2 separate regions of the Homo sapiens genome follow, and region 2 is linked to region 1. The links are chromatin contacts, found by Hi-C or POLR2A ChIA-PET in ENCODE. All regions are on one chromosome and are shown on one strand. Each heading gives the region's core, a stretch centred on a gene start or an enhancer-like site at or near the end of the contact. The rest is flanking DNA. Distances are from core to core; before and after follow the strand shown.

Region 1 (3,065 bases), core at 218-2,717:
GTAAGATCAATCAGTAAGACCCTGAGTTCCTGACAATTGCTGCTCTAGAAAGCATGCCTGGAAGCTTACCTAAGCACACGGCCATTGTAATTCCTTTCAGAAAGTAAGTGAACATATAAATTATAAATAAATGACACTTACATACACCATTCTGTTTCACAGTGGTGTTGTATTGGCAGCAGCCTTCAACTATAGTTCATTGACAGCATTTGTGGACCCACAGCCAAGCGCTGAAAGCACTGCTTTTTTTGACAGCTGCTCTCCTAATGGGGCATCTCTCAAAGACCGGTTTCATTCTGTGACGCCCACGTTGTCCACATTTTATTCTGCACAATAACTGCAGATTTGAAATAAATTCTTCCTCCCCACCACCATTATTGATTACTCATACCTGCCCCTCACCCTCCAAAGTGTCTAAATTGTGTGGATTTTGCGGGGGTGGGGGGAGGCGGGGGAAGGAGTCGACTCCCCATGTACTGGGTGTCCCCGATGGCGGCAAGCCACACCTTCACACAAGGGGGCAAGGTTCTTGACTAAATATCCTAAAGGTCTGAAAGATGGTCCCCTTCCCCCCAACACAATTCCACCAAAACTGGCCAGCCGCTGGCTAATGAGCAACCACGGATCCTCACCCAAACATTGGCTTTTCTTCCAATAGTGCAGATTGGGAATGCAGGGACGTCGTCCTATTTATGAACACTGAGTCACGTCGCCGCTCAATGTCTGTTTCCTCCTCCCTAGGAATGAGGTGACCCCCTCCTCCAGCGAGTAAATGCGGGGCGATGGCGAGAGCGCAGGGGGCGGCGGCGCTGCCCCACCTTGGGGAGCGAATTCACCCCCCTAGTCGCACCAGCCTGGGCGCACACGGGGGCCGGGGCGAGCCTGTGGGACTCTGCAGTGAGCTCCGCGCGCCCCGGGGGTGCTAGGGGACCGGGACCCTCGGGGCGCCGTCCCCACGCCCCAGCCCTGACGGGTCCGCGGCCGAGCAGCCCGGGGGACGTCGCTGCCTCCCCGCCCCGCGCGCGGCCGGGACTGGGCGCTGCGACCCGCGCCGCCTCCTCGGGCAACAAGTGTCCGCCCTCCGCCCCGACGGCCCGCCCGGCGCGGTCCTCACCCGGCACAGGCCGTCCACGAACACGCGCGGGTCCAGGTGACAGGCGATGGTGGCGCTGGGCAGGTCCTGCAGGTCCACCTCCTCCATCTCGCAGTCAATGAAGCTCCAGTCGCCGCCGCCCTCGTCCGCCTCGGCCGCCCCCGAGAGGGGCGCGAAGGGCCGCAGCGTCACCCCGGGCCGCGCTCGCGCCTCGGCCGCCTCCGCCGCCTCCGCCGCGGCCCCGAGCTGGGGACCGGCCACGCCGTCCTCCATCCCCGCGCCCGCGCGACCCTGTGCGCCCCAGCGGGCTGCTCCGGGCTTGCGCGCCGGAGCCTCACGCGCTCCGGTCCGCGCCCGGCCGGCGGCTCCGCCGTTAACCCCCTCGGAATCGCGCGGCGGCAGGCGGCGGGCTGTCAGCAGTCTCCCAGCGACACGGCCTCCCAGCGCCAGCCCCGCCCGTCACCGTTCCGCGCGGGAGGGGCAGAAGCCCGGCGCGGCGACCGCCCCCCCAGCCCCTAGGGCCGGCCACCGGCAGATCCAACGGTGGCCCCTTTAAGGCCGGCGCCGGTTGGGTTATTGTACCCCGCCCTTCCAGGAGACGGGGCCAATAAAGGAACGGAATTCTCTTCACGTGACCTTCCTTCTGCCGCCCGAAGCCCGAAGCCTCAGGGCGGCCATGTTGGTTAGGGGCAAAGTCCTCGTCCCCAGTTCCGCTTTTCTGACAGCTGGTGCCAGCTGAAGGACGCCGGGCAGAGTCCTCGGCTCTTGGGCCCTTGGGGTGATAACTGGGGAGGCAACGTTTTTGTGGTTCCCATGCGGGGACGTTTTGAAGCACAGGGGCCCACTTTTGGGAATTTAAGCGAGACATAGTCTCCCTGTGGCTCTGTGGCCCCTGGCAAGTGGTTAGATGCTTACCGTATATTATCAGATATAGTCGCAATAAAGACTGAACTAGACCATGATAACAATGCCTTACTTTTCTATTTCAGCGTATTAGTCACTATACCATTGTGAAAATTTATGTAATTAGAAGTAATTTTTCTGAATTACCATTATATGCTATGTACAATAGGACATAACGAAAGAATTAAGAGATCACCCCTTTCCTTTGGGGAATAGCGGAAAAATAAGAGGACCTCAAGTGAGCAGACATGTCTCTTCCTGAAAAATAGAATTCTTTTTTGGACAGTATGATACAGTGAGAACTTGGGTCTGAATTTCAGCTTTGCTTTTTAACTACTTGTACAAATAAGCTGAATCTTAGTTTCCTCATCTGAAAAAAATGAAGACATATTACTAAGAATTCAGTCAGTGCTTAATAAATGGTAGCTGTTTATGCACTGGGTTCTTTGGAGGTTGTGAAATTACAGTTATATTTTTTCTTAGAGTAGGCTTACTCTCTAGTTAGGAAGTGTTAGTAATTATAACAAAAAGTATATCCAACAGCTGAGATTTATTCAGAACTTGCCATGTGCACGGTTCTATGATTACTATTATCATAGTCTTAGGACAGTTTGTGTCCTCAGGGAGCTAAACCCAAGAGGAATAATAATACCCATCTAGAGATAACTCATAAAATAGAATATGATATGAGGATGTGAAGAAATTGGAACCGTCATACTGTGAAAGGGAAATCTTGGGCCCCCAAAATCACTAAGGAAAACTAAAGCTGGAAGTTGCTTAGAGCCAACCAGCCTCCCATTCCATTCAAAGTCACCCCTCTGCTCACTGAGACAGATGCATTTCACCGAGACAGATTTGCCTCCTTTATAAAGACTAATCAGAAACCCAAAGAGTGTAACCGTTTGTCTATCACCTATCTGTGACCTGGAAGCTCCCTCCTGCCTCCTGCCTTTGCAGTAGTCTTCCTGCCTTTGCTTCAAGTTGTCCTGCCTCTCCAGACCAAACCAATGTACTGCTTACATACATTCATTGATGTCTCATGTCTCCCTAACATGTATAAAACCAAGCT
Region 2 (3,065 bases), core at 416-2,915, 410 kb before region 1:
GCCCCAGCTAAATTAATCAATCAATACATATATTAATATATTCAGTAAATATTTGTTGAGCACCTACTCAAGGCCCTGGAGGGCCTTGTTGAACCCTCCAGGCCCTGTTCTGTGCCTGGAGGGATACACAGCTGAACAAAACACAAAAAGCTCTGCTCTTAGAAAGCTTAGATTGGAGGAGACCGGTGATAAAATAAATAGGAAAAATCTTTTTTTTTTTTTTCCTGTTTAGGCAGTGGTAAGTGATATAGAGAAAAAGAAAGCAGGAAAGGGGGATGGGGAAATGCGGGGTGAGAGTGCTTTAGAATAGGGTGATGAGGAGGCCTCATGGAGAAGATACTCTTTGAGCAGAGACCTGACAGGGAGATGGGGGGGTGAGCTCCATGGATTTCTAGGGGAAGAACATTCTAGAAGTGGGCAGCCAGCAAGTGCAGTGGGTCTGAGGGGAGACGGTGGCCTTTCCTGTTGGAGGAACAGGAAGGCCGGCACTGTCCTTGGAGGGGTATGAGTGCCAGGGTCAGAGGCTGATGGGGGGGCAGGTCCGGATAGAGTTTGTAGGGCCTTGAAGGTGACCTGAAGGGCCGACTTTTGCAGTGAGTGTTCCTGACAGCTGGGGGGGGGCACGACTGAAGCTCTGCCTTGGGTCTTACCTGGCCGTAAGGCAACTCCATTTTTAGCTTGGATCCTGGCAGGCAACCAACAAGCATTTATTGCAGGGCTGGCTGTGTGTTCTCGGCTGCGCTGGGAGCTCTGTGAATATCCGGAGATATAACAGGGATCCTTAGCTTTGGGGAGGCCACAGACTTGCTGTGAATAGAATTTAGCTGCAAAAGGCAGTTAGTGACCAATGCAAGACTATTCGTGTCACTCGCTGCATTGTGTGGAGGGCCTAGAAGCATGAGGGAGGCTGGGGTTTTGGGAACCCCAGGGGCAACCGGGACTATGCTGGGATCATGGTAGGTGCTTTACTTGTTTGCGAACAGACTGAGTGATTCTGAGTTGCATACTCAGGGAGCTCTTTGTGGCTAATTAAGTCCTTTTCCTACCCAGGCCCAGGTGGCCAGCAGCCCCTGGCAGCCGCGCACATGCTGCTCAGTGTTGCCAGCGCACAGCAGGGGCTGCTGCAGATGGTCCTCCAGCCACAGGGTGATAAAAGGCCTCCTGAAGAAGTAAATGACCCTGCTGGTTGCTGTGTGGAATGTTTCCCCCAGGGAAATTAAAAAATGGAATCCAGTGTCCAGGCCTCAGTCTCATGTCTTTAATAGGCTAGTCAAGATCCTGGGGCCAGGGCCTGGGGGCAGCTTCTTCCTGCTGGAGAGGCCAGTTTCCTTTCCCAGTCTCTGACCCTTCTCGGTTTTGGAATCCTGCTTGAGACCTCTCAACTCTCACCAGGCGAGGAGGGTGATCTGGGGTAGAGAAATGACATGAAGTCATTTCAGAAAATCCCACAATGCCTCATCACCCAGAATCCTTTGCGGAGCTGGCTGGCCGGCCCTGGGCTCCCTTTCAGCTGCTCTAGAATGTAGCAATGGTGGGCTCCTTTGGGGGCCATCTAGAAGCACCCTGCCCCTGGGCACCTGCCTCCTCACTGGAGGAGACCAGAGGCCACGTCCCAGCCCTGTGCTTCCAGCTCTGGAACTGCCCTTGACTTCACTGGACAGGCCTGAGCAAGTCGTGTAACCTTCAGGGACTCAGCTATGCCCACTCCAGGCTCTGTGAAACCAAGACAACCTCACGTGCTCAGTTCCTCAGCTCTGCAGGAGCCAGGCTGCTCTGGGGTAAGGAAAGGGAGAGAGAGGGATATTGTCCTATGCTTCCTTCACATAGCTGAACGTTTTATTTATTTAACTTTTTGGATAAGTAATGCATTTTATGGTTAAAAAAATCAACAAGTATAAGACATTACACAGTGAAAAGTGTCCTTTCCCATCTGCTCAATTCTTTTCTTTCTTTCTTTTTTTTTTTTTGAGACGGAGGCTCAGTCTGTCACTCAGGTTGGAGTGCAGTGGCATAATCCTGGCTCACTGCAACTTCTGCCTCCCAGGTTCCAGCAATTCTCTTGCCTCAGCCTCCCAAGTAGCTGGGATTACAGGCACCTGCCACCATGCCCGCCTAATTTTTGTCTTTTTGGTAGAGACGGGGTTTCACCATACTGGCCAGGCTGGTCTTGAACTCCTGACCTCAGGTAATCCACCCACCTCAGCCTCCCAAAGTGCTGGGATTTCAGGCATGAGCCACTGTGCCCGGCCCCCATCTGCCCAATTCTTATCCCCCACCCTAAAGGCATAGCCACTGTTATTAATTTGTTGTTTATCCTTCTAGAGTTTTGTGGGATTTTTGCACATACAAGCACATGGAATATGTTCTTCCCCCACTCCCAACTCTTTTTCTACTTGATTGCTAATACACAGTACAGTGTTCCTTACCTCACTGTTTTCAGTTGACAGTGCATCTTAGAGATCTTTTCATCATAGTACATAAACCATTTCCTCATTTTTCTTTACTAGTGCTTCTTGCTGTCTAAAATATGCCCAAACAATCCCCTAGAAATGGACATTTAAGTTGTCTGCAGTATTTTGCTTTCAAACAATGCTGCTGTGGACAACTGCAATTCTTCGTTCAGCACACAATTATGTTTATGCATAAGGTAAATTCCTAGAAGTGAAACTGCTGAGTCAAAGGGTAAATGCATCTCTAATGTGGACAGATGTTGCCAAATTAGCCTTTACAGGGGGTATGCCAATTTATGCTCTCAGCAGCAATGTATCAGAGAGAGTGCCTATGTTTCAAAGCTTACCAACAGACTTGGCTTTTAAACTTTTGGATTTTTGCCATTCGATAAATTTGAAAAAACCAGTATGGTTTTAATTTGTATGTTTCTCATTGTGAGCTCTCCATATCCATGCCCACTTTTCTATTGGTTTGTTTGCCTTTTGACTCATCAATTTGCAGAAGCTTATTATATACTAGGGAAATTAATCCTTTGTGATGTGAGTTACACATCTTCCTCATTTTGTCATTTGTTACTGATTTTGCTTAGGGTGTTTTTTTTTTCTTTTTCAATT

Evidence for each region. Hi-C counts contacts between places; a loop is a spot of excess contacts on that map. ChIA-PET counts read pairs that join two places held with the same protein, here RNA polymerase II (POLR2A). Pooled maps may share reads with other maps.
Region 2: a loop to region 1 is called in a pooled map, with 3 times the contacts of the local background. The contact joins the enhancer-like site here to the promoter of RCAN1 in region 1. A Hi-C loop is called at or near these places in 1 of 37 single-sample maps with no recorded cell type and 4 of 50 pooled maps. POLR2A ChIA-PET finds 5 or more read pairs at or near these places in 1 of 52 experiments (activated CD4-positive, alpha-beta T cell).

The regions. Positions count from the first base shown.
Region 1 is chr21:34,613,646-34,616,710 of GRCh38, forward strand. It overlaps RCAN1 (regulator of calcineurin 1), which reads right to left and starts at 1,468. Exons shown (of 4, transcript NM_004414.7): 1 at 1,115-1,468. The coding sequence starts at 1,366. RefSeq lists silencers at 983-1,082, 1,273-1,702.
Region 2 is chr21:34,203,547-34,206,611 of GRCh38, forward strand. No RefSeq gene overlaps it. Among named protein-coding and RNA genes, the nearest start is that of LINC00310, 24 kb to the left of the region's middle. RefSeq lists an enhancer at 111-1,109. Within about 2 kb of position 1,666, at least 9 of the 41 ENCODE cell types and tissues checked have a DNase peak (open chromatin) inside an H3K27ac peak, as active enhancers do.